2 separate regions of the Homo sapiens genome follow, and region 1 is linked to region 2. A link is an interaction called in ENCODE POLR2A ChIA-PET data of the cell type or tissue named here. Cell type or tissue: PC-9. All regions are shown on one strand. Each heading gives the region's core, and the rest is flanking DNA. Links, peaks and the distances in the headings are about the cores only. Region 1 holds the start of LINC02177 (long intergenic non-protein coding RNA 2177). Region 2 overlaps ATF7IP2 (activating transcription factor 7 interacting protein 2).

What was found. ChIA-PET counts read pairs that join two places held together with the same protein. Peaks named below come from ENCODE experiments on the same cell type or tissue, not always from the same donor. Only the 100,000 strongest peaks of a DNase experiment are listed, where the experiment ranks them.
Region 1: POLR2A ChIA-PET joins it to region 2 with 15 read pairs; 2 of 35 experiments call an interaction of 5 or more read pairs at or near these places.

Annotation. Positions count from the first base shown.
Region 1 is chr16:9,350,564-9,355,947 of GRCh38, reverse strand. It overlaps LINC02177 (long intergenic non-protein coding RNA 2177), which reads right to left and starts at 360. Exons shown (of 3, transcript NR_135195.1): 1 at 168-360. In PC-9, for the core only: no CTCF peak of the experiment used is centred there; no DNase peak of the experiment used is centred there; H3K27me3 peaks cover 1,121 bases.
Region 2 is chr16:10,477,601-10,482,984 of GRCh38, reverse strand. ATF7IP2 (activating transcription factor 7 interacting protein 2) reads right to left here. Exons shown (of 14, transcript NM_001393719.1): 13 at 2,021-2,106; 14 at 1-1,149. The coding sequence ends at 736. Among named protein-coding and RNA genes, the nearest start is that of LINC01290, 48 kb to the left of the region's middle. In PC-9, for the core only: no CTCF peak of the experiment used is centred there; a DNase peak (open chromatin) is centred at 3,084.

The sequences.
Region 1 (5,384 bases), core at 314-5,313, 1.1 Mb after region 2:
TCAAGGACTTGTGCCCAGATTATATAAGGAACTCTCAAATCCCAAAACTAAGAAAAAAACACACACTTTTTAAAATAAGCAAAACATTTGTATTAGTCCATTCTCACACTGCTATGAAGAACTGCCTAAGACCGGGTAATGCAGGAAAAGAGGTTAAATTTACTCACAGTTCTGCATGGCTTGGGAGTCCTCAGGAAAGTTACAATCATGGTGGAAGGCACCTCTTCACAGGGCGGCAGGAAGGGTAAGTGCTGAGCCAAGGGGGAGGAACCCCTTATAAAACCATCAGATCTTGTGAGACTCACTCACTTTCGAGAGAAGAGCATGGGGGAAACTGCCCCCATGATTCAATTACCTCCACCTGGTCTCTCTCTTGACAATTAAGGATTATGGGGATTATGGGGATTACAATTCAAGATTAAATCTGGGTGGGAAGACAAAGCGTAACCATATCAACATTTAAACAGACACCAATAAAGAAGATACCACAAATGCATATAAGCACATGAAAAGATGCCCAATATCTTTACTCATTAGGGAAATGCAGATTAAAACCATGAGATACCACTATACTTCTATTAGAATAGCTAATGTTAAAGAGCCTGACAATACCAAGGATTTGCAAGAAATGTAGAGAAACAAACTTTCATACACCACTGGTAGGAGTTTAAAATGCTACAACTTTGAAAAGCAGTTTGTCAGTTTCTCTAAAAATCAATCACCAATGATTCAGCCATTGCACACCTTGGTATTTAACCAAAACAAATGAAGCATGTCAATACAAAGCTTGCACACAAATATTAGTAGCAGTTTTATTTGTAATAGCCCAAAATTATAAACAGTGTAGATGTCATCGGCAGGTAAACCAATAAACAAACGCTGGTACATCCATTACAATGGAATACTACTCAGCGATAAAAAGGAATTAACTATCAATACATACTGCAGTATGGGTGAATCTCAAAATAATTATGCTGAATGAAAGAAGACAGAAAAAAATGGAATACTGACCCTCTGATTCCGTTTATATAAAACTCTAGAAATTTTAAAATAACCTAAAGTGACAGAAAATAAATTAGTAGTTGCCAGGAAAGAGGGGAACTGAGAAAATGAAAAAGAGGAATTACCAGGGGTACAAGGCGGCCTTTGAGGGTGATGGATATGTTCACTGTCTTCATGCAGTTATGACTTTTGGTGTAAACATACAGCAAAATTTATCACATGGTACACTTTAAATATATGTTTATTTTATGTCAACTGTATCTCAATAAAGCAGTTTGACAAAAGCTCCCCCCACAACCAAAAAAAGTTATGCACATTGTACTTGTGCATTCTATGTACTAAAATTACATTTCAATAAAATACTGTTTTAAAAAGTCACACACAAAACCTCAAGCAGGCAAGAACTCAGAGGATAACACTACTCCTGACCTCATCTTGAAGAAAATACTTGACAATGAAATGTGCTGAAATAAGAATGAATCAAAAGAATTCCACACAGGACAAGCCTGGGGAAAGCATTGAGTCATTTAAATAAAAAATTGAGACTAAATAACCATGAGAATTCTGGTTACAGAACCAAGTCCCAGTTGAGAATGATAGACAAAAGAAATGTGAACACATAATTTCTTCAAATTTTATAGAAAAGAAAATCAAGTGAAGGCTAAACTTTGAAACAAATTACTAAAAAACAGATTCTAGCCTCTAAATGATTTCATAATTTTTCCCTCAACTTTAAAGGAATAACTTTAGAATGAGCAGCAGTTATGGTAAATACGTTGTTATCTAAACTTTAACAGTTTCTTCAAATTTTATTACCATTTAATTTTCTCCAGGCAAAATTTAAATTAATTATTTTATTAATAATAATATGAAGAGTATGCATGCAGTTTTTAAAATAATTCCCATCTATTTTTGCCCTGACCTCTCTGTTCTTATGTCTGCATATATGTATAGAAAGATGTCCTGAATGATAGTCACTAAATATTAAGTATGGCTTTCTGGAGAGCGTGAAATAAGGTAGATTATTTTCCATTCTTCTGTGTCCTCCTTTGGTGGCTTGAATTTTCTGTAATACACATGTATCACTTTTACAAAAAAAGATAAAGTTACTATTCTTGTTTTTAAAAAACAGTGCACACCCTAAAGTCAAACAAATTAGTGCTAATTCCAACTGCACCAGTAATTCACAGAGGAAATGGAGGATTTGTTTTAATCTCTTAGTGCCTCAGTTCTCTCATCTGTATTGCGAAAGTAACACCAGCACCTAATCCTTTGGGGTAATGTGCATTTAAATGTGATGGTGTGTCTAAGTTGTTATGTACAGTACCCAAATAGTTAGCAGCCACTGGACAGTGGAATTGTAGCTGAAGATGATGCCAAAAACCCAATGAGGCTCTTTAGCTCACAGTAATATCATCAAACTCTACTTGAACTCTAAAAAGGGAGCTATGAGAAACATAGAGCAACACCTGAGACCAAATATCTGATTTTCAGAACTGCATCCTATCTACCCAGAGACACCAGAGATGAAGGTCTCAGTTTCCTTCTGGTTCTTATTTCTTGCACCAGTAGTAGAATTTCAGGAGTTGTCAAGTGCACGCTTCAAGTTGGTGTGTTATTGAAGAGAAGTCTGATGAGTTTCCAGGGCAGGTGACTGGCCTTGACATATGGAGGAATTTTTAGTAGTTGATCTCCAAACGCAACCAGATGTTTCCTTCATGTTCACAATGGGATGTCTCCTTGAAGTCTGCCCTGGTACCCACACGGGGTCTCCAGAACAGCTTGGAGAAGAAGTGACGAGCAAAAGACACTACTTTAGACAATTTCAGTCATTTTGACTTTGGAGTAACTGATTTTTATTCATCTCCAAAACAGGCATCTCGTTGCCTTTGCAAGTAGATATATTTCAGGAAAGTGATATGAAAAGAAAATCTAACTTCTTCATTGACTTTCTTATAAAATTATAAATATATTTGTCCTGGAGAAAAAAAATACCCAACTTAACATTTTTTTAAAGTGCTGTGGGTGGCCAGGTTCAAGACTTTTTGTGGATGCTAATAAAACGGGTGACTTTTTAAAACTGTCCAGAGCTTTGCAGCACACTTTGCATGAATTCTAAGCTCCCTTTTTCTCTCTTGCCAGGCAAGAATTATCTTCTTCAGGCAACAGAATTATCTTCCAGACTACATAATCTCCTGGCACTCAATTTTCAAATTTTGAAGTTCAGCTCTATTTTTTCACTTTTATAAAAATAGCACTACTGGAGGTGGGCTGCCATATTACATTTTTCCAGTAATGACCATCATGTAAAAATGTGCTCCAGGGAGCAATATGGACAAATAGAAGTCCCCAGTGACCATTCCCCACCCTCCAACCTCCCAATGAAACACCAAATTGAACAATTATCCACACAAGAAAGCATCTTCATTAAAACCAAAAACAAGGGAGCTATCACAATACCTGGTTTTCACATCATATTAAGGAAAGAGACACTGAAGAGGGTAGAAAAGACATTCTCAAATTGCTTACACCACTCCTCTCCCAACCCCCAGCAGCTGCACTGTGGTGTGGAGAGAAGATTTGTGTGTTTGGGGAAGACAGAGTGCAGTGATTGTGGGGCTGTGCATTGGAACTCAGTGCTGTCCTGTCACCATGAAGAGCAACACAGGGCAGAACTCAGCCAGTGCCCCCAGAGGAAGGATTTAGATCAACCCTAGCCAGAGACACATTGTCCATCACAGCAGCCAGGACTTCAGTTCCAGCTAGCCCCACTACTGCTGGCTAAAGGGCTCTAGGTTCCTACACAGACTTGAAAGGAAGTCCAGGCCACAAGGACTGCAATTCCTGGGCAAGTCCTGGTGCTATGCTGGGCTCAGAGCCAGTGCACTTGGGGTATATGTGACCTAGTGAGATACCAGCTGGGAGACAAAGAGGACCGTGTCTTACAACTTCAACACCAGCTCAGCCACAGTAGGACAGGACACTGGGCAGAGTCCTGAGGCCCCTATTTTAGGACCTTGTCTTTCAACTTGAATACCAGCTCAGCCACAGTAGGATAGGACACTGGGCAGAGTCCTGAGGCCCCTATTTTAGGCCCTAGCTCCTAGACAACATTTCTAGACACACCCTGGGCCAGAAGGGAACCTGCTGCCTTGAAGGGAAGGATACAATCCTAACAGGATTCATCACCTGCTGACTAAAGGGCCCATGGCCCCGGCATAATCAGCAACGGTAGCCAGGCAAGCCAGGTACTTGCCACGGGACTTGGATGCGATCCAGGGCCATGCTGGCTTCAGGTGTGACTCACCACATTCCCAGCTTTGGTGGCCATGGGTAGAGACTCCTTCTGCTTGAGCAAAGGAGAAGAGAGAATAAAGGGGACTTGGTCTTGTAACTTGGGCACCAGCGTGGCCACGGTGTGGTAGAACACCAAGCAAGCTATTGGAGTCCCCATTTCCAGGCTTTGTCTTTGATGGCATTTCTGGACCTGGCCCTAGGCCAGGGAGGAGCCCACTGTCCTGAAAGGAGAGACCTAGGCCTGACAGCATTCACCACAAGCTGACTGAAGGGCCCTTGGGCCTTGATTGAACAATGGTGGTAGTCAGGCAGTACTCACCAGGAGCCTGGGGCAGTGGTGGCCAAGGGGAGTCCTTCTGCTTAAGGAAAGAAGAGGGAAGAGTGGGAAGGGCTTTATCTTATGGCCTGGGTGCCAGCTCAGCCACAGTGGAATAAAGCACCAGGTAGATTCCTAAGGTTCCCAACTCCAAGCCCTGGCTCCTGGACAGCATTCCTGGACCTGCTGTGGGCCAGCAGAGGAGCTCACCTCCCTAAAAGAAAGGACACAGGCCTGGCTGGACTCACCACCTGCTGACTGAAAAGCCCTTGGGCCTTGAGTGAACATCAGCAGTAGCCAGGCAGTAGTCACCACAGACCTTGGGTGAGACCCAGTGCTATGTTGTTTTCAGGTATGACCCAGCACAGCCCCAGTGGTGGTGGTCACAGGAGTGCTTGTGTCACCCCTCTCCCAGCTCCAGACAGCTCAGCAGAGAGAGACCCTGTTTGTTTGGGGGGAAAGTAAAGGAAAGGAACAAGAGTCTCTTCCTGGTAATCCAAGGAATTCTCTCAGATCTTACCCAAGATGACCAAGGCAGTACTTCTAAAACTCTACAAGAGCCATTGTGTTGCTGCCCTGTCTGGGAGGCGAGGGGCGCCTCTGCCCAGCCACTCCCCCTGGGAGGTGAGGGGCGCCTCTGCCTGGCCACCCCGTCTGGGAGGTGAGGGGCGCCTCTGCCCGGCCGCCCCATCTGGGAGGTGAGGGGCGCCTCTGCCGGGCCGCCCCGACTGGGAAGTGAGGGGTGCCTCTGCCCGGCCGCCCTTCGTCT
Region 2 (5,384 bases), core at 117-5,116:
CCCAGCACTTCGGGAGGCCGAGGCGGGTGGATCCCCTGAGGTCAGGAGTTTGAGACCAGCCTGACCAACAAGGTGAAACCTCATCTCTACTAAAAATAAATTAGCCGGGCATGGTGGCAAGTGACTATAGTCCCAGCTACTTGGGAGGCTGACATAGGAGAATTGCTTGAACCAGGGAGATGGAGGTTGCAGTGACCACTGTACTCCAGCCTGGGCAACAGAGCAATATTCCATCTCAAAAAAAAAAATCTTTTAATTTTTATAATTAACTTTTATCATGCAGCCCAACATGTCATCTTTTCATAAAATCTTAGTAGAGGTGCACTCCAGGGATGATCTGGCCCTCAGTCAAGGGCTGACTTTTCCTGTAGCTATGCTGACCACAGCAGGTTACTAAAAGCTGATTGTTAACGGAGGAAACAGTGGCTGCTTGTATCCTAGGTCTTCTGATAGAAGCAGCAGTTCCACAGTCACTAAAGGTATTGTTCACAATGCACCTCAGCAACATGGGCCAATGATAGCGTATGTTTTAGAACTTATCCATTGGAAGGACATATTTAATACAAACCAGAAATTCATTAAATTACTGGCCACTTAAAACATATAGAAGAGGACTGTCCCAATAGAAAGGGCTCACAATCTGAGCTGGCCTTTTACAATGGCAAATAGTATTACAGTAACATTGCAAACAAACAAATATGAAAAAAAAAGTAGTATATCATTATTAAACACCTTTTACGTAAGATTTTCAGAAAACCCAGGGATAGATTTTATATCACAGAATGGTCCATATCGTCCAAAAATATCTTTTGATTGGACAGTAAAATAGTATCTGTTGGAAGCTAAAAACTGAGATAAAGTACAGGCCATGGGGAGTGGTAAAGCTTTAATTTCTCCAATCTTCTTCCAAATCAACTTATTATTAGAGTTCTCATGACACAGGAAGAGGTGGTAGCTTTCTACAGGAGCACACTTGGGATTGATTTTGGTTATATTCCAAGTCAGGGCAATGCCATTGGGTCTGAAAACCCGTTTCACTTTGAGCTCAGGCTTCTGGGGAGGAAGTGTGTCTCGGGTTTTGTCTACTAATTCAGGTAGTGGTGCTGGTGGTTCTGGGAGAGGTGGCAGGTGCTCAAAGGACTCAGGAACCTAAAAACACAATTGTAAGAAAATATAGCTTTTAAAGTGGTCAATTGCAGTTGTAGAAATATATATTTCTCATTCTTCAATCCATTTATCAAAATAATAAAAGGATATTTCAGTAATATGTGAGGCTGGATCCAGTCCTTTAAGCAGAATCCTCTTTTGGATTTAAGATTTCTATATCCTGGAATATCAATAATCCAGAATGGGTTAGGTTCCAGACATGTGGGATAAATATTCCATCTCATTTCCAAATTGCGCTCTCAAACACTATACTAATTTACATGAAAAGTGTCAGCATGGCTGGGTGCATTGCCTCACCTGAGGTCAGGAGTTTGAGACCAGCCTGGCCAACATGGCAAAATCCTGTCTCTACTAAAAATACAAAAATTAGCTGTGCGTGGTGGTGCGTGCCTGTAATCCCAGCTACTCGGGAAATCCCAGCTACTCGGGAAATCCCAGCTACTCGGGAAATCCCAGCTACTCGGGAGGCTGAGGCAGGGGACTCACTTGAACCCAGGAGGTGGAGGTTGCAGTGAGCCGAGATCATGCCACCGCACTATAGCCTGGGCAACAGGGCAAGATTCGGTCTCAAAAAGTGACAGTATATGAGAACACCCTTTTCCTCCCATCCTCATCAACAATGGCTATTGCTTCTTTTCCAATTTGTTCAATAAAAAAAGTATTTGTTTTAATTTCTGTAGCTTCTGTAAAACTCAACTGAATAATTTTAATTGTATAAATAAGTAGATTAACAACAGCACACTAAATTGTTGTCTAAGCTGAAATGTGACCCAAATGTTTCTTCAAGAGTAACATAGCTACTTCCCACTCAATTTGGAATAAATATCCCTTACAGAGCACTTTGATTCAGTACCTGGACTGCATTTTGTGCCAATGGGGTTGTTTCCTTTGAGTTTGAAGCAGCTTTCGAATGTGACTCCAGGGGGGATACTGGACTTTCTGTGAACAACACAAGGTTTAAGAAGTAAATCTTATCTGCAATAATCAATTCCATAGCCTTTAAGCTATAGTTTACATCTTTGGTGGTAATTAAATGTGAATTAAAATTATAAAACTGTGAATTATGAAGATACACTTTTAATTAAAGTTCAAGATACAGAGGTACCAAATATAGAAAATTTTTAAGGTGACAAAAATTCCCCTTAAGGTAAACACTTTAGACATTGTGTAACTGGCAACTAGATAGGTTTACACATGGGACAGAGATCTCTGATAAATGATCTTAGAGGCAAATTTTCTCGTTAGGCCAACAAAGATGTCTACAAACACAGAGCCATTTATAATCTATAGCCAAGTTTTAGGAATTCAAACTAAAAATCATGTGGGTTGGGGTTAAAGAAATCTCAACTAATGAGGTCTGTGCTCCTCTGGAAGGAATTAGGCATAAAATGTGGAGTGGGGAAAAGAAGAGGGGAAGGAGGAGAAACAGAAAGGAAAATAGATGGTGAGAAGAAGAAAGGAAGGGAACACGAAAAATGTGGATGGGTGGGAGGGAAAGAAGGTACAAGTAGGCAAAAGAATGGATTGAAAACAACTGGGGAGGCTGTGCATAGTGGCTCACATCTGTCATCCCAGCACTTTAGGACGCAGATGACTTGAGGTCAGGAGTTCCAGATCAGCCTGGGCAACATGGTAGAATGCTGTCTCTACTAAAAATACAAAATTAGCTGGGTGTGGTGGCGCGTGCCTGTAGTCCCAGCTACTCGGGAGGCTGAGACAGAGAATTGCTTAAACCCGGGAGGTGGAGGTTGAAGTGAGCCAAGATCAAGCCACTGCATTCTAGCCTGGGTGACAGAGGGCAGAACAAGACTGTCTCAAAAAAAAAAAAAAAAAAAAAAAAAAAAAAAAAAAAAAAAAAAGTATTTCCAGTTCTAAATCACTGAGAAATCACCAGACTGTTTTCTACAATGGTGGAACTAATTTACATTCCTACCAACAGTGTAAACGCATTCCTATTTCTCCACATCCTCGCCAGCATCTGTTGTTTTCTGACTTTAATAATCGCCATTCTGACAGGCATGAGATGGTATCTCATTGTGGTTTTGATTTGCATTCCTCTGATGATCAGTGATGTTGAGCTTTTTTTCATGTTTGTTGGCCAAATGTACGTCTTCTTTTGAGAAATGTCTGCTCATGTCCTTTGCCCACTTTTTTTTTTTAATTATTATTATACTTTAAGTTTTAGGGTACATGTGCACAATGTGCAGGTTAGTTACATATGTATACATGTGCCATGCTGGTGTGCTGCACCCATTAACTCGTCATTTAGCATTAGGTATATCTCCTAATGCTATCCCTCCCCACTCCCCCTACCCTACAACAGGCCCCAGTGTGTGATGTTCCCCTTCCTGTGTCCATGTGTTCTCATTGTTCAATTCCCACCTATGAGTGAGAATATGTGGTGTTTGGTTTTTTGTTCTTGCGATAGTTTACTGAGTATGATGATTTCCAATTTCATCCATGTCCCTACAACGGACATGAACTCATCATTTTTTATGGCTGCATAGTATTCCATGGTGTATATGTGCCACATTTTCTTAATCCAGTCTATCATTGTTGGACATTTGGGTTGGTTCCAAGTCTTTGCTATTGTGAATAGTGCCGCAATAAACATACGTGTGCATGTGTCTTTATAGCAGCATGATTTATAGTCCTTTGGGTATATACCCAGTAATGGGATGGCTGGGTCAAATGGTATTTCTAGTTCTAGATCCCTGAGGAATTGCCACACTGACTTCCACAAGGGTTGAACTAGTTTACAGTCCCACCAACAGTGTAAAAGTGTTCCTATTTCTCCACATCCTCTCCAGCACCTGTTGTTTCCTGACTTTTTAATGATTGCCATTCTAACTGGTGTGAGATGGTATCTCATTGTGGTTTTGATTTGCATTCCTCTGATGGCCAGTGATGGTGAGCATTTTTTCATGTGTTTTTTGGCTGCATAAATGTCTTCCTTTGAGAAGTGTCTGTTCATGTCCTTCGCCTACTTTTTGATGGGGTTGTTTTTTTCTTGTGAATTTGTTTGAGTTCATTGTAGATTCTGAATATTAGCCCTTTGTCAGATGAGTAGATTGCGAAAATTTTCTCCCATTTTGTAGGTTGCCTGTTCACTCTGATGGTAGTTTCTTTTGCTGTGCAGGAGCTCTTTAGTTTAAGTAGATCCCATTTGTCAATTTTGGCTTTTGTTGCCATTGCTTTTGGTGTTTTAGACATGAAGTCCTTGCCCATGCCTATGTCCTGAATGGTCATGCCTAGGTTTTCTTCTAGGGTTTTTATGGTTTTAGGTCTAACGTTTAAGTCTTTAATCCATCTTGAATAAATTTTTGTATAAGGTGTAAGGAAGGGATCCAGTTTCAGCTTTCCACATATGGCTAGCCAGTTTTCCCAGCACCATTTATTAAATAGGGAATCCTTTCCCCATTGCTTGTGTTTCTCAAGTTTGTCAAAGATCAGATAGTTGTAGATATGTGGCGTTATTTCTGAGGGCTCTGTTCTGTTCCATTGATCTATATCTCTGTTTTGGTACCAGTACCATGCTGTTTTGGTTACTGTAGCCTTGTAGTATAGTTTGAAGTCAGGTAGTGTGATGCCTCCAGCTTTGTTCTTTTGGCTTAGGATTGACTTGGCGATGCGGGCTCTTTTTTGGTTCCATATGAACTTTAAAGTAGTTTTTTCCAATTCTGTGAAGAAAGTCATTGGTAGCTTGATGGGGATGGCATTGAATCTATAAATTACCTTGGGCAGTATGTCCATTTTCATGATATTGATTCTTCCTACCCATGAGCATGGAATGTTCTTCCATTTGTTTGTATCCTCTTTTATTTCATTGAGCAGTGGTTTGTAGTTCTCCTTGAAGAGGTCCTTCACATCCCTTGTAAGTTGGATTCCTAGGTATTTTATTCTCTTTGAAGCAATTGCGAATGGGAGTTCACTCATGATTTGGCTCTCTGTTTGTCTGTTATTGGTGTATAAGTATGCTTGTGATTTTTGTACATTGATTTTGTATCCTGAGACTTTGCTGAAGTTGCCTATCAATCAGCTTAAGGAGATTTTGGGCTGAGACAATGGGGTTTTCTAGATATACAATCATGTCGTCTGCAAACAGGGACAATTTGACTTCCTCTTTTCCTAATTGAATACCCTTTATTTCCTTCTCCTGCCTAATTGCCCTGGCCAGAACTTCCAACACTATGTTGAATAGGAGCGGTGAGAGAGGG